2 separate regions of the Homo sapiens genome follow, and region 2 is linked to region 1. A link is an interaction called in ENCODE POLR2A ChIA-PET data of the cell type or tissue named here. Cell type or tissue: PC-9. All regions are shown on one strand. Each heading gives the region's core, and the rest is flanking DNA. Links, peaks and the distances in the headings are about the cores only. Region 1 has its middle 97 kb from the start of TRIM69. Region 2 overlaps FRMD5 (FERM domain containing 5).

Region 1 (12,939 bases), core at 1,269-6,268:
CAAGAGGAAAGAGCCAGGTGCCCCAAACTACCAAGCACTAGATCAGCTTGGCCGTATTTATTGATAGCACTGTGGTTCTGCAAAGCCAATTTTACAGGCCAACAACCCAGGAAAGGACCTTATGGCTTATGATTCAGGGGTACAGAGCCTATTTGCAATTGCCCCCACCCCTCACCCACCCGCTCACTCTGCCACGTCTGCCATGGAGCCTAGAATTCCTGTGGCATGAAGGTACGAGGCACATGGTGGAGGCCACTGGGAAAAGGCAGAGAAGCCGTGGGGAGGCAGCCCGGGACAATCCAGTCACACCCACTAACAGCTCAGCTTACTGGAAAACTGGCGCCCTGATGAGGGCAGGGAGTTACAGCCTCTAAAGCCAGGAGTAAGGGACACTGCTGGGGAGAGGGGTCCCAGCCAGAGGGCCCCAGCAGGGGAGAGGGTGGAGCTGCAGAACATGGGTGGGGCAAACTAAGACCCTTTCGCTCCCCAGGGTGGGCCCTAGGGCTAAGGAACGGAAGCCACAGGACTTGATTTCTTCCTTTTGTCCTCCTTTCTCTCCTTCTTCCCTTTAAATGGAGAAAATGGAGACCTGGTAACTTAAGAAAATTGGGGGATAAAGGGGCCTAGGGCGGATAAGCAGCAGACACTCAGTAAGACTATGCTTCAAAATCCCCTCCTTCCCTCCCTCCATCCATCCTTCTGTTCCTCCCATTCTTTTTTTTTTTTTTTGAGACAGAGTCTGGCTCTGTTGCCCAGGCTGGAGTGCAGTGGTGCGATCTCCGCTCACTGCAATCTCTGCCTCCTGGGTTCACACCACTCTCCTGCCTCAGCCTCCCAAGTAGCTGGGACTACAGACACCCACCACCATGCCTGGCTAATTTTTTGTATTTTTAGTAGAGACAGGGGTCACCGTGTTAGCCAGGATGCTCTCGATCTCCTGACCTCGTGATCCGCCTGCCTCGGCTTCCCAAAGTGCTGGGATTACAGGCATGAGCCGCCACGCCCGGCCTTCCCATTCTTTAATTGGGAGTGAGTGTTCTCTCTTTGGATCCCTGTTATATCACACAGCTATCAGTGTGGCCAGGGAGTGCCCCCCATGAACAAACAGGCAGAGACTCATGGGCCAGAGGCTGAGTGGGGCCTGCCATGGTCTTGCTGGAGGCTGGGCATCCCGGCTCACCCACAGCATACTCACGTGTTGCAGTATCGAAACACGCCCTTGATATCCACCTCCCGGATGGCTGCATGCAGTAGGGGTACGGTGGTCATCTCAGAGCCCAGCCCCACAAGCACGAGGGTCCCACCAGAGCGAGTGGCCTGTAAAGGAGGTAAAAACAAGAAAGCTCAGAAGATAAGAAATACTGACTTCCCACTTACAATAACATATTGTCATCACACAAGTATCTTCTGGTTGCATCAGCTGAGCATCCAAAAATTCCTGAGAATGTGATTTGTGTACACTGCTGAACTGCTCAACCTGCCAACCAAACTTAACTGAGCGGGAGAGTAAACACGGTTTTCTTTAAAGTGTATTGTGAAAACATACACTTAACCCATGGAGAACCAGGCACAGTGGGAACATCTTCCAAAGCTTTACAGATTCGGGACCCAATATTGGCTTCAGCCACCTCCACAGTCTAAGCACCTGTTCCTCCCCCAGAGCGCCCCTCCACAGGCAGCACTTTCATCAGAGCTGGAAGGAACCACTGGCCCTCTAAGCTCACCGGTGGTGAGAAAACTATAAACATGAGACAGATGGGCCACTTGTATTCTGTGGCTTAAAAAAGGCTTCATACATGCGTGCAGGCTGGCAGTTAGAAATCTTTTTGTTCCAGAGATGTTTACCTCAACAGTATGAGCCATAATGGGTTTTGTCTTCCTTGAATGTTTATCTGCCTTATCAGTTCCCCACTTGGAGTGGGTCACAGGCAGCAGTGAAATTTCTCCTGAAAATTTCCCCAGAACTCCCTGTGAGTGCTGTGCTTGTTCCAGAGCTTTCTGGGGATCACTGTGCTCAGTGCGGTGAGAGACAGAACAATGGATAATTCAATCATGCTGGTTGTTCATTATAGTCAGCAGCAAGCATTTATTGGGACCATTCTAGGTGCTAAACAGTGGAACTAGAGAAAGGCACATGTCACAGCCTCCATTTCTGAGATGAAGGATACACCACGATCACAGCCTCCACTTCTGAGATGAAGGATACACCATGGAGAGAGGCCTGTGGTGCCGTGAGCAAGAGGTGAACTCAGGGTTTGAGTGGTGTGGGAGTGACTCCCAGCGCTGCTGCTTCAGAGCTGTGGCACCCTGGACGTGCCCTCTCAGCCCATTTTCTAGGGAAACTACTTCCTTATCAGCACTTCCTCTCTACCTGGTGGTGAGGAGGAACACCAACTGGCCATTCCAAGCTGCCAAGATGCCAGCAGTTTGCTGACCCAAGGTCAAGGAATGCTGGAACCACCTGGACACTATCCTGTAGGTATGGCATCTGCATCAAGGATATGACATCAATTCTACCCCAAGGCATCTGCCATGTCTCATCACAAACACTATCCAGTCATAACCTGGCAGGACGGCGATGCTCAGATTTGTCCATATTTGGTCCAGCCACCTAGCCTGCTCATTGGCGGGGTGGCCTATAGCATTCTACAGCACCCGTCATGCGTGACGTCAGGAGAGACACTGCTTCAGGCCTGGTGAGGCCCATGGGTCACATTCACCTCCATGCCTGCCTCAGGTAGCCTGGCAACCAGGCCCCCACCATCAACAGTGGAAATGCCAACTGTTCCAAATGCTCTAAGGGCAGGGCACAAGAGGAAGGAGAGCCATGTCCTTTAAGTCCCCCAGCTTATACTGCCTCTCTGCGGGGTGGAGGTCACTTACCTGCTGACAACTTGAAGACAGCAGATGCAACCTACTCATGTCTTAGCCCTCAAAGTGCCCAGCACAAAGCCTGGCACATGGTAGGTGCCCAAGACATACCATGGGTAGATCAATCACACACAGATCCATTGTTCCTCTCTGAGCTTCGGCTTCTTTTTGCCCCTTCCCACATGGCGACCACTGCCTATGACAGTGAAGCAGAGGGCTGGCGGACTCCAGCTGAAACTCACGACACTGCCAAGGTGGCACCCGCTCCTCCCTCTCCCCCACTGGTTCCTCAGCTCCCAAGGCCGCTGGGCAACTTAGTAGGAGGAGGTCTAGGCAGCTCTGCTACTCAGCTTGGTGGGTCAGCCTTCCCTAGAATGTCTCATGTGATGCAAAGTGCCCTCCTGCTGTGAGCCTCAGAAGGAAGGAGGAAGCCCACGCTACCTGGGGAGGCTGTCTGGGAGGCAGGGACAGGAGACCCCTGTGGTGGCGGCTGCCTGCTACCCTCTCCAGCCCTGGCCCTGTCCCCCCACCCTAGCATGGTTGTTCGTGCCCTCCTTCCCTTCCTCTCCTAAGCAGCGGGGCAACTCAGGCACTGGGGCCTGGCAGGGCTGGGCCTGGGCCTGACTTGGCTTGCCTCAAACAAACCACAAATCCCTCAGCATAAAACGGTAACTGGTTTTCAGGGCTGTTGTGCAGATTAGGCCTCATGTTTATAAAGTACAGCAGAGAACCTGGCATACAGTAGGGCTTGGAACCTGGAAGTTGTTATTTTCCCTTCGTTTCCTCATACTTTGATCTGTCAGTGCCACTCCCTCCCACCACCTCCAACTTCCTGCCAACTTCCCATAAGTGGCTGGTGGGTCGCTGAGGGGCGAATCAGGCATTGGCAGCTTATCTGTTCCTAGGTCTGGGAGACAAAACAAGCAGTAGTCAGCTGTGACCCTGGAAAATCACCTCACCTTCATGACTAACTGAATGACTGTCACTTTATATCTATGACTAAAAGACTGCAGTTTTCCTCAATAAAATAAGACAGAGATTTCCCACATACAATTAAGGCATGGTTCCCTGTTTTTCTTCTTGATCTTTTTACCAAAACTACTGCACTTTTAACATCACAGATATGATCATGAAGCCAACTGCGTCCCCAAAGTGTGTGTCCTTAACATTTTTCAAGGCCCATGTATAGCTGTTATCTTGTGTGAACCTCAGATGGCCCAATGAGGATGTAAGGCAAGTTCAAGTACAGGCTCCACACTAGAGATAAGAAAACAGAGATGGCAAAAGATGAATAAGTTTGGCTTGGGGCTCACGCAGCAAGCTGGTAAAGAAGTTTGACTCCCTACTTCTGCCTCCTTCACTCCCCTACGCTGATTCCCCAAAGCTGCCCTCAGCCCACTCACGTAGATGCCTGCCTGGATGGAGGCCTCTGCCCCGTGCACTCGATGGTGACTTCCGGCTTGCACCCCAGCAGACCTTCTACTTTCCTGGCGATTTCCTGAGGGCTCTCCTTGGAGATCTGGAGGACTAAATCAGCCCCAATCTCCTTGGCTTTGGACAATCGGGTAGCAGACAGATCTGAAGGTAAAAAAAAAAAAAAAAATTCTTTCAAACAAGAGAAATCTGATGACTCATTAGGAAGAAAAGAAAATGGAGGTGTAAGATCTGATGGCAACAAAGCTCTCGTGCAATGGGTGGTGGTGTTGAGCCCAACACACATACTCTTCACACCAAGCTTGTCCAACCTGCAGCCCACATGCAGCCCAGGATGGCTTTGAATATGGCCCAACACAAATCTGTAAACTCTCTAAAAATATTATGAAATTAAAAAACAGTTTTGTAAAGTTCATCAGCTATCATTAGTGTTAGGGTATTTTATGTGGGGCCCAAGACCATTCTTCCAATGTGGCCCAAGGAAGCCAAAAGATTGGACACCCCTGCTCTACACCCTCATATACCCCCATATCCACCATACAGCTACACACACACACACACACACACACTCTCACACAAACTCTCTCTCTCTCATAGCTTCTCCTAACACAAAACACACACTCACACTCCTCTATATCTCCACAATCCATATGACACTACACACTCACCCCCTCCACACTGTCACGGATAACCTCTCCTCACACATGCACATACAGTAGGACCAGCTGTTTCCCAGTCAAGGAGATTGATAAAGAACAAAGTCTTACCAGTCACCACTACTTGAGCTGCTCCCATTGCCTTGGCCACGAGCAAAGTGACTACCCCGATTGCCCCTAAACAAAGCAAAAGATATAAGATTGTGAAATATTAAACATCTGCTCTCCCACTTGTCCAGGCCACGGACAGGAACCATATCTTTTGTGTGTCTCTAGCATCTATCCCAGTGCCTGGCATGATAAGACCTTAGCGGCTGTTTGTTGAATGCAGAAGAGAATGAATCCATGAAGAATTATTCTCTACATAAAATACGCTCCTAGTGCTGGGTTCTATTTAATCCTCTCAAACCTCAGAGCTAAAATTTTCCCACTTACTCCTGGGCACTAGTGGAGATAATCTCAAAGAACCACGGGATTCAAGGAAACACAAACTTACTCAGAAAATAAGAAATCTCAGAAGGTCTGGACTTGTTTTCCTGTTCTTTCTTTGCCCCTACCTTCGTGAGAACCCATCACACCTCCCCCAGAGAGAGACATATTCCTTTTAGGTGCCCTCTGAGGACCACCTGGAGAGGGTTCTTAAGTGAGCTGGCTCCCTGGGTTGGCCCAGGTGCCCAGATAGCCCCAGGATACTCAGGTATCCAAGGATTTGCCTGAGACACCTGCTTCCCCATAGTATCTGCATGCTATGTGACACTATGGTTTTAATATAAAAATCAGACCCACAGAATGAAAGCAATGCAGAATATCTTTGGGGGTTTACTTTTTGTACACATCCCCTAAGAACAATTTTGTGAGCTCCCTCAGAAAACAAAACACTGAAAAATAATACCTGAAATGTCCAACAAAGCATGATTAAAAAACTACATGGCTACTAAAAATTACGCCATAACTCTTTATCTATTGACATGGAAAAATGTTCACAGTATATTGATTTTTTTTTTTTTTTGGAGACAGAGTCTTGCTCTGTCACCCAGGCTGGAGTGTAGTGTTGCAATCTCAGCTCACTGCAACCTTCGCCTCCCGGGTTCAAGCAATTCTCTCACCTCAGCCTCCTAAGTAGTGGAGATTACAGGCGCCCGCCACCAAGCCTGGCTACTTTTTGTTTTTTTAGTAGAGACAGGGTTTCACCATGTTGGCCAGGCTGATCTCAAATTCCTGACCTCAGGTGATCTGCCTGCCTCAGCCTCCCAAAGTGCTAGGATTACAGGCATGAGCCACTGTGCCCAGCCTGATTTTTAAAAAAGAGTAGGTAAAGGAAGCGTATTTAGCATGGTCTCAGAAAAAACCAACTAACTAAAAGATTCTATACCCAAATATTAATAGTGGTTCTCTTGGGCTAATCGGTAATGGGATTACAGGTGAATTTCTGTGTGTGTGTGTGTTGGGGGCAAGGCATGCATGTGTGTGGTATGTGTGACTTATTTTCCTTTTCTATGGTAAAAAGGTACTGGATCCATGCAGATTTTTATAAGAATCTGTCACCTGAGTCCCGCAGTCTGCTAGCCCATTGTGGCAAGTCTATTCTACATCCATCACCCCTCTTAGGAAGCCGTGTGATCACTTATTTGGCCAGCCAAAGAAAATCACAAACAAGTATGAGGAACACCAGATCACACCCACAAGGAGTGTGAGCGTACTGTCTGGGTCACCAGAATGATTCGTTCTGAGGCTGCTAGGGCTTGTTCCAGATGGCTGGAAAGATGGCTGGAAACAGGGGATGAGAGAAGGCAGCTAGCTACAACCCTACTGCAGGCAGACTGCTGGCTCACAGTGGTGTGGGAGCAGACCACTGCTCACTCCTCCCACTGGCTGGGAGCAGGGTCTACCTTATTCATAGATGGGACTAGGCCATCACTTTGCTGGTATAATTTGAAAGTTCCAAGAGTTGCCCTTCCCTTTACTATCAAAAATATTTCTCTAAGGTGGAGGTTGCAGTGAGCCAAGATCACGCAAATAAAAAAATTTTCCTAGTTTCCCATCAAGGGTTCAAAAATAATCGCCAGATTAATTCCCTTTTTTTTTTTTTTTTTTTTTTTTTTTGAGACAGAATCTCGCTCTGTCGCCCAGGCTGGAGCGCAGTGGCATGATCTTTGCTCACTGCAACCTCTGCTTCCCAGGTTCAAGTGATTCTCCTGTCTCGTCCTTCCATGTAAGTGGGACTACAGGGGGCGCACCACCACACCCAGCTAATTTTTGTATTTTTAGTAAAGATGAGGTTTCATCATGTTGGCCAGGCTGGTCTTGAACTTTCGGCCTCAAGTGATCCACCCGCCTCAGCCTTCCCGAGTGCTGGGATTATAGGCATGAGACACTGTGCCTGGCACAGATTCATTCTTTTTGTTTGTTTGTTTTGAGATGGGGTCTTGTTTTTTTTGAGACAGGGTCTTGTTCTGCCACCCAGACTGGAGTTCAGTGGCACAATCATGGCTCACTGCACTCTTGACCTCCCAGGCTCAAGTGACCCTCCCACCTCAGCCTTCTGAGTAGCTGGGACTATAGGCACACACTACCACACCGGCTAATTTTTGTATTTTTTTGTAGAGATGGGGTTTCACCATGTTACCCAGACTGGTCTCGAACTCCTGGGTTCAAGTGATCCACCGGCTTTGGTCTCCCAAAGTGCTGGGATTATAGGCAGGAGCCACCGTGCCCAGCCAATTCATTCTTTAAATGAATGAAAGGGCTATGTTGCCTAGGACATATAACCCTAGTTAATATCATGTCCACAGATACTCATTTGTTTAGCAAAGTGCTAGTCACTGAGGGAATGGGACACTGCAATCCTCCTTTACCCAGAAGGATTCTAGAACAAATCTCAAGCCTTGGAGGGGGAATGAGATGGGCAGAGGGTTCCCTGAATTCCCAGTCAATGAACCCGCAACAGGGTGGCTTCTGTTTCTTACCAGCTCCACACACAAGGACCTTGTGTCCCAGGGTAACTCCGCCTCTCCTGCAGGCATGGATCCCCACAGAAAGTGGATCAATCAGGGCGCCTTCCTCAAAGGTGACATTGTCAGGAAGCCTGAGGAGTCAATTGACACACAGAGATCCTCTGAGTTAACTACAATGCTAACAATAGTATTATATATGCCCAACGTCACTGTAATAACAACAATAGCTAACATTTATTGAGCATTTATTTATGTGCAGAGCAATGTGCTAAGCAATTTATATACATTAACTCACGTAAATCCCTGGAATAGTTCTGTGGTAGGTACTATCATTCCCATTTTACAGATGAGGAAACAGGCGTGGTGGGTTAAATGACTTGCCCCAGCGGTCCAAAGCTAGTGAGGAGCCAAAAGCGTTCAAATTAGAAGCCAGATATGTTCTCATCACAGAACCCATGCCACAATGTCCCCATCTGAAGAAGGCAACATGGTTTTCTTTGGGTAAATCAATTCAGTGAAATGAACACATTATGTTTTCTTTAATGTGCTATCCAAGGTACGGTATGGTGGTTATCATTAATAAATGAAAAGTTTGTTTATTTATTTACTTATTTATTTATTTATTTATTTTTGAGATGGAGTCTCACTCTATCTCCCAGGCTGGAGTGTAGTGGCGCAATCTCGGCTCACTGCAAGCTCTGTCTCCCAGGTTCACGCCATTCTCTCACCTCAGCCTCCTGAGCAGCTGGGACTACAGGCGCCCGCCACCATGCCGGGCTAATTTTTTATATTTTCTAGTAGAGACGGGGTTTCACCGTGTTATCCAGGATGGTCTCGACCTCCTGACCTTGTGATCCGCCCGCCTCAGCCTCCCAAAGTGCTGGGATTATAGGTGTGAGCCACCATGCCCGGCCGAAAAGTTTATTTAACAAGGAGTTAATATGGCCACCTTCCAGCATCTCATCTGCTTCCCAAACTTACAGCCTTTTTAGTTTCACTTTAGCAAACAATCCTGACTATCACCAGTTTTGCAGAACAGTGATTTAGCAATGGGCATCACTCTGATAGTCGCCTCCCATATTATACATTCCAGAAGAACCACATCTGAGGACAGCAGCTGCCCCGCTGACCCAGGACCAGTTAAGATGAAAGGACCTGTTCCACATAGCAGATTAAATGCTGTGTCACCTTCACTCTGGGTTCTAGGTTTTCACTTCCACTGGCATCTTAACCCTATCAATAATACAGCTGATGACGACAGCAAATATCTGCATAAAGCTTTACAGATTAGGAAGCATGCTCATCCGTTATCTCATTTAATCCTCATGAAAACCATGTTAGGCAGGTAGGGCAGGCTTTTTTTAAAAAACATTTATTTTACAGAAGAGTAAACGGAAACTCACTGACATGACATTAAGAGAATTGCCAAGGTTATGAAGCTAGGGAATGAAGGCCAGACTTAACAAAGGTGTCCTGATTCCACATCCTCTGCCTGTCCCATATCAGCTCCATCCTGGTATGAGCAGCTGTGTAGCTAATATTAATATCTAATTTCTGCTAGTTCCTCACTGCCCAGGATTTACCCAGCACCCCAAATCTCCACACACAGGAACAGGAAAACCCTCAAGTTCCAAAAAGAAATAAATGTGACAGCCAAACCATGTGCTCATCCCCATGATCCTTTCAACACTGTCTCCAATCTTCAACAGAATAACTCGGAGTCCTCCTGTCACTGTCCCTGATCCTTGACAGAACTACTCACCAGGCCAATGGAGGCCCAGCTGCCACCCACCACCCCCTTATCCCTTCCCCTCGGCTTCTTTCCCATCACTTCCCCTACTCCAATCCACTCTCCTGCTCTGACTGCGGTCACACTCCTTCTACTCCCCCTAGAAGTATCCCTTCTATATAATAGGAAAAAGGTGAAAATGAAATTGTGAAGATGCCTAAACTCTCTTAGGGACTCCACAGGTTCCTAGACATGCCTGCCCTTCCACATCTGGGCCTCCTGAGGAACTCATAAGGGCTCTATGCAGAGGGTGGCTTGCGTGGAAACTACATCAAGGAGAGATGGGATTGGGGAAGGTGATGAGGGAAGATTGTTATCAGGAAGAATACTCTACTGATTAAGCAGATGCTGCCTCATCCGCCTGCACCCAACACAGCCAACTGTGTTGGAAAGCCACCTGGTGTGGAGGCAGAAGCATGCACAAGGAGTCCTGGAGGCCAGCCCCGCTGCCACTGACCTTGGGAAAACCACTGACTCCACCCTCCCCAATCTTGTCCAGTGGGGGTTGATGGAGAACGAGGATGAGAAGACTCCAAGTTTCTTCCCAGCCCCAACCTTTCATGCTTTATAAACACCAGAGAGTGATGAGGCAACTTGGTAGTTTTTACAATGGGGTTCAGGGAACAGTCCAAATTGGGTAACGGATGATCAAGAAGCCAAGGAGGAAGCAGGAAAATAGAAAGAAAATAGATACAAAAATAAAGAGGCTGTGGTAGTATGGGAATCCTAAAAAGACATCAGAGAGGAGGGCTTGGGTCTAGGGAAGAACTGGGGACACAGGCAGAAAGCCCCCTGGGAGGAGAAGAAAGGCAGGGCTGTAGGACTCCCCAGAGACCTTCCTCAGCACCCCCACTGCCACTGCCACTGCCAGCCAGAGCCCCATCATTCCCTATAAACCACCAGCACAAGGCTCTCTTTCAGGCCTACTCCTGCACCTCCATGCCCAGACCACTAGGCCATGACTATGGCATAGCTTGGTACCATTTACTGAGCACCTACTATGTGCCAGACCTCATGCTGGAGACTTGATATGCTTTTCTCATTGGATCTCATCAGTAATTCTGTGAGGGAGGTACCATTACTATTTCTATTTTACAGGCGAGGATATTGAGGTTACAAAATTTAAGTGACTTGCCCAAGGTCACACAGTTGTAATTGGCAGAGACCAGTGGGCTTCACCACTATGCTCTTCTGCCTTCCATGAAACTTTCGTTTGGTGTCTTGACTTGGAAAGGGCCCCAGAAAGATGGGCCCATTCAGGAACCACTTGCTGAAAGGTGTACTCTGCACATGTAACCTGCTTACTTCTAGAGCAGGTTCAGGTGTTGACTTAAACCCATCACAAGGTCTCTGGCCTGTGACTCCTCTCAAGGCTCCCAGTGGGCCCTAGAAAAACTCAGATCTGTCAGACTGCTCCTGTGACTGGCACCTGGCCTCCATCGGACAAGCCCCATCCTGGCTGAAAACCACCACTGAGGCCAGGCTGCGGTGGGGGAAGAATGCATCTGGGTTGGGTCAGGGGGAAAGCGGCACTTCGGCACCCTAGAGCTCCACGGCTGGGGCCATGGGGGGCCACGCAGAAAGGGAGGCACTTTGCTTCCTCCAGACTCAACTTCACAATTTCAGGGGTGAGAATTGGAGTAGGGTAGGGGAGTGGGCACAGGGCAGGAGCTTGAGACTCACAGAGACCCCAGTTTGACTCTTGGTTGTGCTCTGTGCCCAAGTCAATGAGCTTCCTTCTGCCTTGGTTAACCCAAAAATGGTGCCCACCTCAGCATTATTCTTGTGGAGATTAAATAAATTGAAGCATGCAAACCACTTATTAGCACAAGGGCAGGCACATAGTAATAATAATTATGACTCTCCATGCATCACCTTATTTAATATTTTGGCGATTAAATGAAACTGAAGCAGAGAAAAGTTAAATCATTTCTCCAAATTCACTTGCCAGGAGGGAGTAGATCCAGGATCCCAGAACTCAAGCCCTGGCAGCACACCACACCTCAGGAAATGTCAGCCGTTGCTGTCATGGTGTGTTGTTGCTATTGTCGAGGTCATTGTTGTTACAGGTTTCCTTTCTGGTGGTTGCAGTGGAAACTAATAACAGAGGATGAACCACAGGAATTCCCTCCAGGATGTCTGCAGAGGGTGAGTGATTTCAGCAATAATTTTCTATTGTTGCTCTAAGTAAGGGAAACTGGAACTGAAAGACTAAAACCAACCACTGTGAGTCAGTCTTATTCCTAGGGAGGCTACCCTCTCTCAATGCCACCAAGAAGAGTAGCCTGCCCAGGCGATGCCTCATGTTTGGAATTAGGAGCTGAAAGAATAAAGAAATAACCACAGGAAACAGCACCAAGTTAATGAAGGGAAAGAGGTCCCAGGTGACCCAGTGGGACTGTGGACACTAACTTGTAACAAAAGGCTGCATTGTGCTTATAGAACTGGCAGAGGTTCCCATCATCAGGGGGTGTGGCACAGAAGAAGATGGAAGGTGACAGATTGTATCGGCCCATCTTGCAGAATTCATCATTTTCTCGGGGAGCACCAGATTCGATGGCAACACGATCACCTGGAGAGGAAAACAAAGATGGCACCATGTCCGAGGGTGGGAGCAGAGTCTGCCTCCTCTTTGGTCCGGTTCTTTGTTTTCCAACCTTTGAAAACAGCAGAAGCAGAGATGTTATGAAGGCTTGCATGCTCATGGGCAGATGCCAGATGAGAGAATCTAGCTTAACGAGCCACCCTCCTCCCTGGGGACCCAGGGTGTCTTAGGCAAGTGAGGAAACTCGGGATGAAGCACAGAGTCACTCTGGGGGAAAAGGACCAGCCCCCTCCTCCACAGCCCAGTGTGGCCTGCCCTTTTTCCAGCTCCTGCAACAAGCCAAGCCACCCTCTATCTCCACAGCCACTTCCCAGCTAAGGCAAGCCAAGTATAGTTCCCATCTCACACTGCTGGAAAAGGGGTAGCTAATACATGGAGTTTGCAGGCATTTTTTCTTCATCTGTTTGGAAGATAGAAAGCAAAGCCTTTACAAAGACAACAGCTATAATTACAGCATGTTTTATGTCCAGTTTGGTCGTTTTTAGACAATAATTAGGAGTCAACTGATTCCTGGTAGTAGAACTGCAAAGGCCAATGACCTGCAGAGGCCTCATACAGTGGAGAGTAATACTTGAGGCTTCTGAACAGCCAGCTCTATTATATTTCTACTCTATGCCTCACAACGACTGC
Region 2 (16,992 bases), core at 6,322-11,321, 750 kb before region 1:
GAAGTCAGTGTGGCAATTCCTCAGGGATCTAGAACTAGAAATACCATTTGACCCAGCCATCCCATTACTGGGTACATACCCAAAGGACTATAAATCATGCTGCTATAAAGACACATGCACACGTATGTTTATTGTGGCATTATTCACAATAGCAAAGACTTGGAACCAACCCAAATGTCCAACAATGATAGACTGGATTAAGAAAATGTGGCACATATACACCATGGAATACTATGCAGCCATAAAAAATGATGAGTTCATGTCCTTTGTAGGGACATGGATGAAATTGGAAATCATCATTCTCAGTAAACTATCGCAAGAACAAAAAACCATATACTGCATATTCTCACTCATAGGTGGGAATTGAACTATGAGATCACATGGACACAGGAAGGGGAACATCACACTCTGGGGACTGTTGTGGGGTGGGGGGAGGGGGGAGGGATAGCATTGGGAGATATACCTAATGCTAGATGATGAGTTAGTGGGTGCAGTGCACCAGCATGGCACATGTATACATATGTAACTAACCTGCACAATGTGCACATGTACCCTAAAACTTAAATTATAATAATAAAAAAGAAAAGAAAAAAAAAAAGCTCTATGAACAAGTATAGAGGCTTTCTGGTCTCCAGACTTAAAATGATACCTCTTATAGTCATCTCTCAGTCTGAGATGTCCAGAAATGGGTATCTTAGAGTGACCCACAGTTGTTACCAAAAATCTCAATTCAACCATCACATGTATTCTCAGAAATGCCAGATTCATCTGCTTGGCTAGCACAGATTTATTCTTGGATATAGACTGCTATAGGGAAATGTTGTGATGTCTGAAATAACAACACTCTCGCCTTGATACTTTCCCCAGAAAACATTTCTTTTGCTCACTCTCTTGGAACATTTTCCCTGGGGAAATCTATAAGTCAAGCATAACAGGTTATGACATATCCATGTCAATGGGTAACTGAATACATTTTAGGAATAAATTGTCATTACCTATCATGCCTTAATGTTCATGTAAATCAAAGAAACTACTTTCCACTTAAAACACACAGAAACTATTATTTTTCCTTTTCTTCTCAAGAGCTATGGTGTACTACTCTGGAGTAGGAATATTACTAGAGTAGCTTGAGGATTTGTTTGTTTCTGAGAAAAATCATTACAAAGAAATGGGCACTTATTTAAAATGTTCTTAAACACATGGAGAATATATTCAACTGCATTGTCAAAAAACTAAACCAAAACTGTAAGAGATTACAAAAAGAAATGATAAATAACTGCAAGATTAAAAAAGAAGACAACAATGACTGCAGCATGCTTAAGTTCAAAGCAAAAGAAATTTGATAATTCAAATAAATACAAATATTGATGGGAAAATACTAACTTTTTACCTTTTAATAAAAATGAGTGAATCCAGAAAATTCAAAAAAATGTGATCACTAACAAATTTAGTAAGCACCTTTCCTTCAAACAGATAGGGGAGGAAACGAAGTGACTGGATGTATGAAGTAACTAAGCCAGAAAAGTTCCTTCAAATACTACCTATTATTGAACAAGAAAAAACAGACATAAAATTCTTATTAAAATTTCACTAAAAAACAATTATCAAACATCTGCTATGGAAAGTAACTGTGCTAGATTACATGAAGCTCATGAAGATGAGAAGGACTTATCTAAAAGCTCTCATGATTTATACATCCTTAAATAACAAAAGGTAGCCCCTGAAGATTTGGATTTTTACAGCTTGTTAAAGTGGTTAAACTATGTATATTTTTTATGTCTATATTACATACATATCTTATACATTGCAGAATAAAATCCCCAAAGCTTATTCATTTACAAAGCAAAAAATAAGATTATTGAGAATGGGTGGGAGGGGAGTCAATCTAAAACCTTTGCTAAAGGCAAATGCTGAATAGCTGAATGCTTTCCAATCAAACTTTTAAAAAATTCAAAAGGCATGATAACTGTTTTTTCAAATGTGGTTTCCTTCTTTTTCTCTACAAAGAAAATATCTTTTCAAATTCTTTATCCTGTAATCTTTTATTCCCCCTAAGGGTTTAAATAATACCATGTAGCCCTATACTGGCTTAAATTATCAGACCCTGCCATTTATCCTAAACTTAGATGAACTAGAGAGGATTACTTCAAAAGGAGTTTTTATATAAAAATGTCATAGAGGACTTCCTATAAAATACTTCAAAGACCACAAGTAAAAGTATGTTACTGTCCTATAATTCACATAGAATCTCAAGAATCCCAGAGTCAAAACAATCTTATAAAAGAAAAGCAAATTGATGTCTCACATTTCCTGATTTCAAAACTTACTAGAAAGCTACCATAATCAAAACAGTGTGGTACTGTACTGCATAAGAACAGACATATAGACCAAAGGAATAAAATAGAGCCCAGAAATAAAACATTATGCTATGAGAAATAAGCCAATGGCCAAATTATTTTTCAACAAGAATGCCAAGACCATTTAATGGGTAAAGGAAGTCTTTTCAACAAATGGCTTTGGGATATCCACATGCAAAAGAATAAACTTGGATCCTTATGTTATACAATATACAAAAATTAATTCAAAGTGCATCAAAGATCTACATATAGGAGCCCAAACTATAAAACTCTTAGAAGAAAACATAGGGAAAAAATTTCATGCCATTAGATTTGGAAATTTCTTAGACCACCAAAGCAAAAACAGATAAATTGGACTTCATCAAAATTAACAAAGGGCACTATCAAAGTCTGCCAAAGGACATAATCAACAGAGTAAAAGGCAAGCCACAGAATGGGAGAAAATATTTGCAAATCACATATCTAATAAGCAATTGACATTCAGATATATAGAGAACTCCTATAACCCAATAACAAAAAACATCCCAATTAAAAAATAGGTAAAGGACTTGAATAGATATTTCTCCATCAAAGATAAACAGATGGCCAATAAGCACACGAAAAGATATTCAAAATCACTAATCCATTAGGAAAATGCAAATCAAAATTACAGTGAGATACCACTTCACACCTATTTGGATGACTATTATCAAAAAAAAACCCAAAACAAGGTAACAAATGTTGTCAAGGATATGGAGAAATTAGAATGCCTGCACTTTCCTCGTGGGAATGTAAAATGGTGCAGCCACTGTGGAAAATAGTATAGTGGCTCCTCAAAAAAGTAAACATAAAAGTATCATATGATCCAGCAATTGAGCTGGGTGCTGGTCTACCTGGCCTGTAGTCCCAACTAAGTGGAAGGCTGAAGCAAGATGATCCATTGGAGCCAAGGAGTTCAAGGCCAGCCTGGGCAACATTGAACTTGTCTCTTAAACAATAAAACAAAACCCATCTGGGTAAGTATACCCATATGATAACTATACCCATATGATCTAGCAATTGCACTTCTGGGTATATACCCAAAAGAACTGAAAGCAGGGACTTCAATGGATATTTGTACACCCATGTTCATAGCAGTATTATTCACAATAGGCAAATAGTGGAAACAATCCAAATGTCCATTGACTGATGGATAAACAAAATGTGGTATATACACAAAATGGAATATTGCTCAGCCTTGAAAGGAAATGGAATATTATTCAGTCTTAAAAAGGAAGGCAATTCTAACTCATGCTACAAGATGGATGGACCTTGACAACACTATTCTTGGTGGAATAAGCCAGACACAAAAGGACGAATATTGTATGATTACACTTATATGAGGTATCTAGAATAAATTCACAGAGACAGAAAATAGAATGGGGAGCTACTATTTAATGGATACAGAGTTTCAGTTTGGGAAGATTTAAAAGTGCTGGGGATGAATGGCAGTGATGTTAGCACAACAATGTGAATGTTGTTAATGCCACTGTACTTTATACCTAAAAATGGTTAAAATGCTTATGTTATATATATATTTTACCACAACTAAAAAAAGTGAAGCATGTGACTGAGGCTATAAAGGAATAAGAAAATAAAACTTTTTATCTCCTTTAATTTTGTTTGAATTTCCAAACCCAATTTTAAATTAAGAGTTCATATATGCATTCTTTGTCTTCCAAAATTTGACAGTACTGTGTTTTACAATCTGTCCTTGTCATAAAGGGTTTGTAGGTATATGGGATTATGTACGTATATATAACAATGATCAGTTCTCGTGTGTGCCTAAAACACCTGAATTCTACATTTGCAACCCAAATAAATGATAGCTTTGAGAAAACACTCCATTTTTGTATGTGTATCTACATTTCTAAATCTACCTTTGAAGTAATCAGAAATGGAAAGTTTACATTTCTCTACTCAAAAGTTGATGGGAGAGGTCCAAAAGGCAGTTGACTACTCAGATCTGGGGCTTACAAGAGAAAATGAGACTAGGAAAAGACGTTTAGGAGTCTTCAGACATAGGAGTATTATTTTGTACCACTTTCTGGTATGCTTATTGTTTGTATACTTGTCTCTTTCTCCATAATAGATTATACACTCTTAAAAGGCAATGAAACACCTCACTCAGCTATTTGTTCCATGCAGCATTAGCACATCATTTTTAACAGAACAGGTAGGTCTTCAATAAATTTTTTAAAAATTGAACTGAATTGAGTCCTAGACAGAGAACCCTCAAGTCTTTCTCCAGCTGGTCTACCTAGATGTGAAATTTATGAATTTCCTCTAAATCTTGGCTAATCATTTTGGTTCATTTGCAAATGGAAGGTCAGAGGTTTGCGACTAGGCCATAATGCCTATATTTCAGTCTCCATTTTACTATATGAGCATCATTCAATAAATAATACAAATGAGATTTTTTTTGTTGTTGTTCATTTGGCACCATACTCTCCTTGCATACCTACCCCACTGAGGATCATGGCATAGAGATTCACAGCCAAAAATAAGGCAGGAGGTCAAGGAAGGCTCCTTATGCAGGAAGGATATTCCCTCCTTCCCTTTTGGGAACACTTCAACTAACCCTATTTTAGTTTGGCTGCTTTGCCTCATTTCTAAAAAAAATTCATTACACTCCATAGCCCTTCCCTTGATGCCCTAGTTAATTAAGTTTACATAATTTCCTACTGATTAGTTTTGAACAGCTTGTTCTGGATTTTCTCTCCTTTAATTTTCTGTCTTTACTGACTGCTTAAAATCCTCAACTATGAACTTGGGAAAGTCTATGTGTTACCACAAAGTTCTCTGTTACACATACAGAAAGAAAAGCAAATCGGCATTGTGATTCATAAAGAGATCTGGGATCAACTATTTCAGGAAACAGAAACTTTTAGGTGGAATCCAGTAACAAGCCAGAAATAATAAACACCAGGAAGACACAAGTTATATTCTTTCACACACAAAAATGAACTATGGTCCAGTCGTTTACTTATATTTCACGTTTACTGAGATCCTATGGGATTCTTTCTCTGTGCTTTGGAACTCAGAGGATTAATAAAAAGAATTATTAATATGTATTTAAAATTATTGTTCAAACTGATTTATATCCTCCTCAAATAAAATTCTGAACTGACATTTTGTCTGCATTTTGGGGCCATAAATGAATAGCTTACAAGGTAATTTAAAAATCTACCCATTTTGGCCATTTTTGTGGCTAATGTAAATTGCGACATAACCAGTGAAAGTTTCTAATAATGGAAATAGTGAAAATTAACAGGTCAGCTGTGCCACAATCTGGTCCATCTGCTACATATAGACAGCCTCAGAGGACAATGAAGAAGAAAAGTGAACCCAAAACGTCAACACCAATATCCTAAGGCCTTTCATGATCCAAGAAATGGCAATTGGCTGTGAAATTATTCTGAGACCTGCTTTTCCCAAAAATTCTTTCATTTTCTTGGTACTTTAGGGACAGTAGAACAATTTATTTTCAAAAATAAATTGAATTTTTTATTTTTATAAATACCAAAATTCTTATGACTGTTCAAAATTTCACACAAATTCTTTCTTGCTCACATTAACTCTACAAAACAAAGGTAAGGGTCCCCATACGCCACTAGCTCATATCGGAACACAGAGGGGAAAAGTTGAGTTTAAAGGTTGCAGCAAATCTCCTTCAAAAACACTCTATCTGCTAATCGAGAATAAGTCTGCACTGGCAAAACCAAACTAATATATTTTTAAATGTATTCTCAAATGACTTTTCTGGTGGTGAGATACTCTCCACCCCATATATTGAACTATGCTAGGTCAGCCAGTATTCTTGCTATGTGACAATCAGTCCTCCTCCCTGGAGAGACCAGGTGTTTGATTTCTGGTGATTTTGTCCATAATTGACAGCCAAATATGCTGTTTTGTACAAATTGCATTCAGTATTCTTTCATTTCTATTGAAGACTCCCTTGTTTTATATGCCAAGAAATTCTATGAGACAGGAAGTTCCTTTAAAATTTGTTTTAAAAAATCAGTTTCCACAAACAGTCTGAAGATATTTTTTTAACTCAGACATACATAATCATTTCCTAAAAGCATAGCTGAAGGTCATATTACACAGTGATGAGATGTCAAGGAAAGGAATACATACATTTCAATTTGCAAGCTCACAAATAAATGTTGGTACTTAGAGGAAAAAAATCACAGGCTTGGGAATGAAAGATAAGATATGAAACACTAGCTAATTGGCTAATTCACAAGGATAGCTTCTCCTTGGAACAAGCATAATTCCTATTATGATAAGCACTTTGCAGGTGTACTGAAGGAAGAAGAGATAAAGTTTGCCAATTAAGTCAGTGTTTTCCCAAGTGAATTCTGACTCCAACAATGGTACCAAAGGAGTGTGATGCAATTATGAACCTAAATTTCACAGGATTTTGTGCTGAAAATACTCTGTACGTGATTCACTGAAAGTGCTCATAATTCATGACAAGCTTCTCAAACACTTTCTGATTATATGCCTTAAAAGACAGATTAAAATGCCCTTCTTTTACCTTTGGACCTCAGTGGTCATATATAAATATCACAGGATATTTCATGTGATTTTTAGAAAGTGAAAAGAGAACTGGAAATATGCAAATATCCTACTCTCTTTGGTATGCTAGGAAGAAGATGAAGACATGTAATCTCACAGGACAAATCTATATGGTCCCATTTCTTCTAAATGCATCCACTAAAGCAAGAAAATTTATTTGATAAACTCCTCTTAAAATATTTAAAACAAGGATCAAGATTAGATTTCATTTTCTCATGCCAGTCTTGCATGGTTACTAATTGTAATATTTTAATGCTATGTGTTTAAATTTGGAGGACAGAATTGCTGTCCATTCATAGTCTGGAACAATTGTTTCTAACCTCTGTGATCCTGCTCAAGCTTCACTACTGGCTGATATACACCTAGCCGAGCTTCAACTGAACCCAGGATTTTTTCCCCCACTGCTTTTATTTCATTGTTCTTGAATGTCTTACTGCTTTTACTGTTATTGATGTTAGAAGTTACAATGCCTTGCTGTTTAATGCATTTGTTGTTTGTGTTAACCATTCAAGACGCTGAGATAAAAGTGGACTTGGAATAAAACGGGACACATGGGATCAAACTATGGAAATAATAAAACATTCAAAAACAATGATAAAAGCAAACAGAGAAAAGACATAAAGACATACACAGTTTAAAAGCCATTGTGTGTTAAATCAGTGGTTCATTCAGTTCAATATCTTCTTTCTGTCAGCAGCACCAGGGTAAGTTTTGTAGTAAAGCTTGTCATTTGTACTGTTTGATCTTATCCTCAAAAGGCTTGAAAGGTATCCTGAACATACCTACCTTTCATTAATAATACATTAAGGATGTGGTCATAACCTAGTCTTGGACCTGTCAGTTTTTCCATCCAGTAAATTATTTTTATCTTAATTATTAAAATGAATAATTCCATTATTTGTCTTAAAACAATAGGGAATCTAGTTCCAACTCTGCCACTGACTGGCTATTTGACCTTGGGCAATGTTTAATAACCTCTGTATCTGAATGTCCCACCTATATAATGAGGCGGCTAATCTCAAATTTTATGTTTTGACTACCAAATTTCAAGAAGATGATAACACACCTATCTTTACATTATACATACCCCCTGTTTTGCAAGCTGTAAACTTCTTCTCCCTTTGTTTTCTCTAGCCTTCAAAGAATCAATCTCTCATGGTAGAAAGAGACCGCAGAAATCACCTAATACAACCCATGGGATGCCTGAATCACCATTACAGAATTCCCCACTACCAGTCATCTTGCTCCTGTTTGGATACTATTATTGTTGGAGAGTTTTATGAACTCCCGAGGCAGCCCACTTTATTTTCAACTAATGCCAACTGTTAGAAATTCTTCTGATATGAATTCAGATATAAATGTTGATATAAATCTATCTCCTTGCAACTTCCTGGTTCTTCCCTCTGGGGCAACACAGCACAGACTTAAACCTTTTTTGTATATTATCCACATGATAGACCTTCTAATACTGGAGGAAGCTGTCACATTCTTATAAGTTTTCTCTCTTCTCCAGGCTAATAATCCTTTAGCTTTTATTCCATTGAATTGTACACTTTAAATTTAAATTGTACACTTTAAATGGTATGTGTTGTATCTCAAATTTGTTTTTTAAAAAGAACTATAGAAATGTAAGACACTTCAATTGTTATATCTCTAGTGAAAAACTGACAGCAGCTCCAACAATACATCCCTGAGCTATGAAACTCAGAGGCCACCATTCCCCATGGGCAATTATAATTCTGCCAAAAGATCGTGACTTTGATATACAATCTGGGGAAGCAATCTGGGGGTGTGGTATAAACCACATCCAGATATCATTACACACAAATGACTGTGATCTGAGCACCAAGAGATTTACCTATGGAAATCTAATATGGCTACCAGGAAATGTTCCCCTACGTACAAACTTCACTCAGCAGCTGTCATTTATATAGATTCTTATTTGGCAATTGCAACAATCAGTTTGTTGTGAATTTTAAAAGGTGAACAGGTATTCCAAATAAACAATGTGGTTTGGAGAATATTCATTAAATAGATATTATATAAGCACTATGTTCTAGAGCCTAGGAATATAAAGATACACTGAACTCACTTCTAGCCCTAACTCCTATTTGAGAAGCAAAGTGGAAAGACAGGAGATTAGACAAGAAATATAAAAAAGACTTATTTCTGTCAATAGGGTAGACCAGATAACCTAAAAAGCCTCTGCCAACAAAACTCAAAGAAACTTCAGAATAAAATATAGCAAACATTTTTTAAAAATACATAGCTAAGTTTTCAAGAAGATAAGGCAACGACTCATAGGTCAAAGTAGAAAAATTAAGTAAGAAAACAGAAGAGAAAGCAAATGACCTGATACTATGGCAGCCCTGTGGGTGGTTAGGATGCCAATACTGGTCTTGATAAGGAGCCACATAGGGCAAGAGAAGCCAAAGAGGGGTATCTCAAACCAAGTCTGGGCATTATCTTATAGGCATAGAGAGTTGTAAGAAAATATAAAATAGGGAAGCAATGGTTAATTTTGCATTTTAGAAAAATTACTCTACCAGCAGTATGGCTAATGAATTTTGAGGTAACCAAACCTGAGGAAGAGAGACAAGTTAAAAGATTATTAATAATCACAAACATTTATTGAGCCCTATTATGCAATCAGAAGGCTAAGAGCTTTATATGTATTATCTCAATTATGACAACCCCATATATACATTATCCTCTATCTTATCAATAATGAAATGGAGACTTGAAGACATTAAATAATTTGCCCAAATCACTTAGCAACTGGTTAGGTAAAATATACTAAGAGTCTGATGGTTTGAATGGAAATGGAAGCTTTTTTATTATCTCCTGTCATATTCAGGAGATAATTTTAAAAGGTAGAACCAAGAGGGCCTGAAGACTGCAGGAATGAGAGAAACAGAGGTGTTTAATAATGATACAAGCAATAATATCCATATGTGTTATACAATATCTATAAAATTATACAAGGGATATTAGAGTTTCCTCAATAAACTAAACATAGAACTACCATATGACATAGCAATTCCACTTCTAGGAATACACTCAAAGGAATTAAAAGCAGGTGTTCAAATACTTACATATGAATGTTTATAGCAGCTCTATTCATAACACCCAAAAGATGGAAACAACCCAAACATCCATCAACAGATGAATGGATAAACAAAATGTGGTATATTCATGCAATGAAATATTATTCAGTTGTAAAAAGGAATAAAGTATTAATACTTGATACAACATGGATGAACCTTGAAAATGTAGTATGTTAAGTGAAAGATGCCAAAGGCCACATATTAGATAATTCTATTTATGTAAAGTATCCAGAATAGGCAAATCTACAGAGACAGAAAGCAGATTAGTGGTTGCCAGGGGCTGCAGGTAGGAGAGAAATAGGAGTGACTGCTAAGTGGGTTTCCTTTTGGGGTGATGAAAGTATTCTGGAACTAGTGAGTGATGAGGTTACATAACACTGTAAATGTACTTAATGCCACTGAATGATACACTAAAAATGGTTACATTGGTAAATTTTATATTATGTGTATTTACCACAATTTTTAAAAGGTGAATATTGGCCTACTGATAGAGTACTTCCATGGATGGAGATATTTAAAGAGTAGGACTGATAGGGGTGAGGGACAAAGATTAGTCTGTCATTAAAAAGTAATAATCATGGCTTTTATGAAACATTTGTATTATAAAAGGGATACTGACCTTAAAATAAAGCAGTACTATGGAAAGGATTTCCATTCACTGTAAAAATCATCATCATTCATGGTCTTGATAATATAAGGGCAACACAGGACAACAATGGCTTTATCTGTTAGAAACAGATAAAGAGGTAGTCTCTGCCCTTACCAGTGTTTTTTTGTTTGTTCATTCTATCACCCAGGCTAGAGTGCATGGTGCAATCTTGGCTCACTGCAACTTTCGTCTCCCAGGTTCAAGCAATTCTCATGCCTCAGCCTTCCAAGTAGCTGGGATTACAGGTGTGTGGTAACACACCTGGCTAACTTTTGTATTTTTTAGTAAAGATGGGGTTTCAGCATGTTGGCCAGGCTGGCCTCAAACTCTTGACTTCAGGTAATCCACCCCGCCACAGCCTCCCTAAATGTTGGGATTACAGGCATGAGCAACCGCGCCCGCCCAAGTTTTAAAATAGAGTAAGTAGAACTCACAAAGAGCCCTACATTATAACACGTAATAACATATAAACTTAAGAGTAATGCAGTCAACATATGCAATGAATTCAGAGGAGAAAGTAGTCAAGGCAGGTTCCTTTGAAATATATGAACCAAAACATTACGGCACATTCTAGTGCAGTAGTTTAAAGTATAGGTTTTCCTGCAATATTGAACTTTGGCTCCACCACATACTACCTGCCTGAACCTGTGCAAGTTACTTTTCCTCAATGTCCTTACCTGAAACATGAGAATAATAATAGAACCCATCCCAAAATTGTTGTAAGGATTAAATGAGATATACATACACATATTTATTCATTTATTTTAAATGCTTAGAATAGTGCCTGAAGCATAGAAAGTGCTCAGTAAATATCAGCTGCTATCATCATCATCATCATCATCATCATCATCATCATCATCATCATCATCATCCCAGGCATTGAAGAAGGAGTAAATTGCATTTAGGAATAAAATTTGGTGTTCCAGCCCAGCAATGTTCAAACTCTTTGGGGAATGCAAATAAAATCAAAATTGAAAGCCCAATAGTTACACTGAGTTGAAGTAAAACTACTCTAGCTGAAGTAATTCCTGTATGGTGAGTCACATTGTCTGAGAATTCTGTCCTGGACTTACTCAAGGAGTCATTCATTATTCAGCATTTCGTGAACATCTACCATGTGCTAGTTTTTATGCTAGGCTGAGTGTTTAGAGAGGAAAGATATAGGTCCTGTTCTCCAAGAAAGTTACATTCTAGTTGAGATAGGCAAAAACTCCCCCAATTTTAAACATTTTTATTGAGATATAATTCACAATCCCACTCATTTAACATATAAAATTCAATGGTTTTTAGTGTATTCACAGTTATGCAACCATCATCACAATCAGTTTTAGAGCATTTTCACCATTCCCGAAAGAAACCATGTGCCCATTAGCAGTCACTCCTCACTTTCCATTAACTCTCTCCCCACCAGCTCTAAGCAACCCCTAATCTACTTTGTGTCTCTATAGATTTGCCTATTCTGAACATTTAATATAAACAGAATCATAAATATATGGTAAAAATCCAACAACTTTAAGACCACTCCACGATAATTATATTTATTTAAGTAATATCAGGACTTAGAAAAGAGAAATGATGCCCTGATTCTTGTTCCACATGTTTTGATTCCATGTGTGCACCTCTGACAGCTATCAACTGTTTCAGGTTATCCCTCCTCATGTTTTCTCTTCTTCCTTCCCCCAAAACCTTGGGTGTACAGAGAGGTACTCAGGACTGAAGTTAAGAGGAGAGAAAACAATACTGGAGGCTATCAGTTATTCATTCCATACCATATGCCAGGCACTATGATGTACTTTATATATGTGCTCTCCTTTAATTGTCACAATAACTCTGGGAGACAAAAACTACTAGTATCTTCATTTTACAAAGGAGGAAGCTGAGATTTAGAAAGGTTAACTAGCTCGCCCAAAGGCACACAGCCAGTGATGTCAGAGATGGGATCTGAACCCTGTTCAGTCTGACTACAAAGCCGTAAGACCCTAAGCCCCTAAACTGTTAAGCTCTTTCACTCAGTAGTGGTTTTCTCCTGACCCAGTCAAAGTGGCTTATTCTTCAAGGAACTCCTTAATGTATAATATAAATGGATTCTTAATATTGCTGATAAACTTTCATATTTATTCTCTATTTTACAGACTTACATTAAAAACTCAGGTTTCAAGAGAAAATAAAAGTTGGCCAGCAGACTGATATAATAGAAAGAATTTATCAGCACAGGAGGGGACAGAAAGATGGTGACTCTGTGTCTCCAGATCTATCCATGTTTCTCACATTTGTTTGCCCTCCCTTTTCCCACTCTACAGCATGAATGTACTTTATAACCTCAGACATGCTTTTAAATCTTTGTGAGTCCATTTTTATATATAGAACAAGAAAATAAACACCACATAAAACTATTAACGATGGTTTTAAGTATATGTGTAATGTGGAACTGACCACTCCTTGTCAGTACCAGAGTTTCCAGGAGATAAACAGGCATGTCTGCTTGTCCTTTAAAAAGTTTTTCAGGGCTGGGTATGGTGGTCCCCGCCTGTAATCCCAGCACTTTGGGAGTCCACATGGGAGAATCACTTGAGCTCAAGAGTTGGAGACCAGCCTGGATAGCATGGCAAAACCCTGTCTCTACAAAAAATACAAAAATTGGCCGGGCATGGTGGCATGCACCTGTAGTCCCAGGTATTTGGGAGGCTGAGGTGGGAGGATGACTTGAGCCCAGGATGCATAGCTTGCAGTGAGCCAAAGTCATGCCACTACAATCCAGCCTGGGCAACAGAGCCAGATCCTACGTCAAAAAAAAAGTTGGTCACTTCCTAATAGAAGGCATTTTATTTGGGTGGTTTTCTGCAGTCAGAGCAAGCAGAAGCAAAGGAACTGGGACATAAAAAACAGAATTTCAGTGAAAGATGTCTGTAGTGCATGTAGCCAGGTAAGTCAAGACATCAGAAGTGCCTATTATAAAGCAGGAACAAAGAGAAAGTGGCTGATTAGGCCTAAGGGCCTAATGAAACTTTGTCTTCCACCTCTCTCACTCTTTATCATAAAGAAAGAACACAGCAAAGGCCTCCATCACAGTATCTCTCAGCAGTGTACACCCTGCATGCACACACACGTGCATGCATGCTCACCTCCGTCCCTCACTTCACTTGAACTTAATCTATGTTTAGGGAGCTCCTACTTGAATTCCCATTTTAAACTTGTCTATCCTGAAGTTGAGGCCAAGAATCTGAAAATCTGTGGTATAGGTGAATGTTAGACACACCAGGGTACAATTTTAGATCCCATTTATAAGCTGCAAGGTCATAAGCAAGTTATTTAATCTCCTAGATCCTCAGAATGCTTGCCCATAAAATTACTGAGATGATGTAAATAAAATCCCTAGTGAGTACTGCTCTCTTTAGATGTCCCAATTGATTTGTAACTATATTTCAGAATATACAAGATTTAGCCACAATAGCTAGCTCAATATTTTAAAATTAAAGATAAAATGTTATGGAAGCCCTGTCTAAATTACCAAAGAGATGAATAACTACTTTTTTTTTTTTTTTGAGATACTTTCACTCTTGTCTGGGCTGGAGAAGAGCAATGGCGTGATCTCGGCTCACTACAACCTCTACCTTCTGGATTCCAGTAATTCTCCCACCTCAGCCTTTCGAGTAGCTGGGATTACAGGTGCCCACCACCATGCCTGGCTAATTTTTATATTTTTAGTAGAGATGGGGTTTTACTGTATTGGCCAGGCTGGTCTCAAACTGCTGACCTCAGGTGATCCGCCCGCCTCACCCTCCCAAAGTGCTGGGATTATAGGCGTGAGCCACTGTGCCTGGGCGAATAACTGCAATTTTCTTCTGACAATGTGCATGTTTAAATTAAGTCTTATAGTACTTATTTCCAAAGAAAGTGCTGTATTTTAATCACTCTATGTCCCATGTTTTGAATTTTTTTAAAAGACTACTATGAATCCTTACCATGACAACTAAATTCTTTCCATTACTAAAGCCTGCAAATACCCAATCTGAGAAAATGGGCAATTCAAGACAACCTAACACAACCAGCTTGGGGACCCTGCACAAAGAGCACTGTAACTATGGAAACACCTGTTAATGAAGTTACACTATAAATCACAGAACCTGTTCCATTATTCAAGTACCAAGCATTTGAGATCAATTTATAGCAACTGTAAGCTATTAATAATGGTATTCTATTTAATTTGTCAAACACAATTTTCTCTCTCAATGAAATCTTTAGGAAATACTTAAGTATTTTTCTTCAGGAGAAGAAAATGTTAAATCCACCTAAGTGTTACAGTATACCTGACTGGTGGTTTTTAACCTGTTTGTGAAACAAGCATTATGAAATCAAGCTTATTTAGCACTTGGCATATGTTTATGATATTATTTACATTTTACATATATAGCCTGATATATATAGATATATATGCACACACACACGCACATGCACACACACACACATATATATCCTGTTTCTTCAACCAGGTTAATAAATTCCTTAAGAACATAAAACATAACTTATAAGTCTCCTTATCACCAGTGCTTAGTGGAATGCCCATGATCCAGTCCTTAATGAATGCTTTCCTAACTAATTTTAGCTTCTCTTTTCTAAGCACAAGAGACTTTGGAAGAAGATAAATCACAGCACATTAATGTGAACAAGATTTTGTGATGGGAAAAATGGGAATCAGTAACTGAATGAATCTTATAGTGCTAAGTTCCAGAAGGAGGTATATAAGAAATACCCTTATATATATGGTGTCTGGTTCATTAAATACTCATCTTTTTTCCACAAACTTTTTTTTATTGAGAAAAGAAACTCTAGGCCAGTGCTAACTCTTATCTTAATTTTCTTCCATCCATGGGAATTTTTTTTTTAACTGACAGGATTTGCTTTTTCTCTAGAATTGTGTGCTGCCTGAGCCTCTACTCTCCTCTCTCCCTGCTTCCCCTCAGTCAAGAGAGGAAGGAAAAATACATAGTGCCTATGTATGAATTTAGGATAGAGGTGAGGCCTGACATCCTACATGAAATATAAACAGAGCACCTCACTGTATGACGACATGGGATGCAAGAGAAGCAGACTTTGAAGTATTTAAGTTTAATGCTCCCGATTTTTAATTTAAAAAGCAAGGGGAATAACTGCTTCATATTTTTCTCTCATAAAACAGTAACGTGTAGGTTTCTTTCTTTTGGTCGTCACTCTCTTTTGGGAATCTAGTCCCTCTGTTTTGGGAATCTAGTCCCTTGATTGAAAGGGTCTCTGCCTCTCCTGTATGTCTAGTCCTTCAGATTCCACTTCCACAATGTTCTACCAGTCAGCCTCCATCCTTTCTGTTCTAGCTCAGCTCAAAGGTCTTCATTAATTCTCAGCCAAGCTACCATATTCACCTCCAAATTGGTCTCACAGCTCCCAGTCTTCCCCTATAACTCATTCTATTTGGTGCTGCCAAATTAACGTTGCTAAGATACAGCTGTGATTCACGAAGTCACAAATATTTCTTAAGCACACACTCTCTATGCCAGACACTGTGCTAGACTCTAAAGAGTCAGAGAAAAAGACACACAGTTGTTGTTGTCATTTTATCTCATGAAGCTTACATTCTAATGATATACTCTGTGCAAAATTCATCAACCCACTGCCAATGGAATTAAGTGTAATTTCCTCACTGTGTTCATCATAGGATATGAGCTAAGTGATCCTTTCCAGATTTATCTCCTACTGCACCCTTGCCCTCTGTTCTAGTGAAATGGGTTTTGCTCATCTAGAATTTTGCTACAACCATGCTATTTTTTTCTGACTTCTGCACCCAGAATCCTCTCCCACCTCTACCCACATCACCTTCTAGAAACTTAATCTAAATTTCAAGGCCTGTCTAAAGTGAAATGTCCTTCATAAAGTCTTTCGCTGACCCCACATCCTAATGTTTCTCTCCCTATACTGTCCTCGGAAACTTTTATCTTACTTTGCATTATAGTAATTGTATATTTGTTCTATCCTCTGCCTTTTTTTTTTTTTTTTTTTTTTTGAGATGGAGTCTCACTCTGTCGCCAGGCTGGAGTGCAGTGGCACAATCTCGGCTCACCACAACCTCTGCCTCCCGGGTTCAAGTGATTCTCCTGCCTCAGCTTCCCGAGTAGCTAGGACTATAGGCGCGCACCACCACACCCAGCTAATTTTTGTATTTTTAGTAGAGACGGGGTTTCACCATGTTGGTCAGGATGGTCTCGATCTCTTAACCTCGTGATCCACCCACCTCAACCTCCCAAAG

What was found. Peaks named below come from ENCODE experiments on the same cell type or tissue, not always from the same donor. Only the 100,000 strongest peaks of a DNase experiment are listed, where the experiment ranks them.
Region 2: POLR2A ChIA-PET joins it to region 1 with 9 read pairs; 1 of 35 experiments calls an interaction of 5 or more read pairs at or near these places.

The regions. Positions count from the first base shown.
Region 1 is chr15:44,827,255-44,840,193 of GRCh38, forward strand. It overlaps the pseudogene SORD2P. Among named protein-coding and RNA genes, the nearest start is that of TRIM69, 97 kb to the left of the region's middle. In PC-9, for the core only: no CTCF peak of the experiment used is centred there; a DNase peak (open chromatin) is centred at 3,717; H3K27ac peaks cover 1,048 bases.
Region 2 is chr15:44,076,202-44,093,193 of GRCh38, forward strand. All of the region lies in intron 1 of FRMD5 (FERM domain containing 5), which reads right to left. Among named protein-coding and RNA genes, the nearest start is that of FRMD5, 110 kb to the right of the region's middle. In PC-9, for the core only: no CTCF peak of the experiment used is centred there; a DNase peak (open chromatin) is centred at 8,740; H3K27ac peaks cover 63 bases.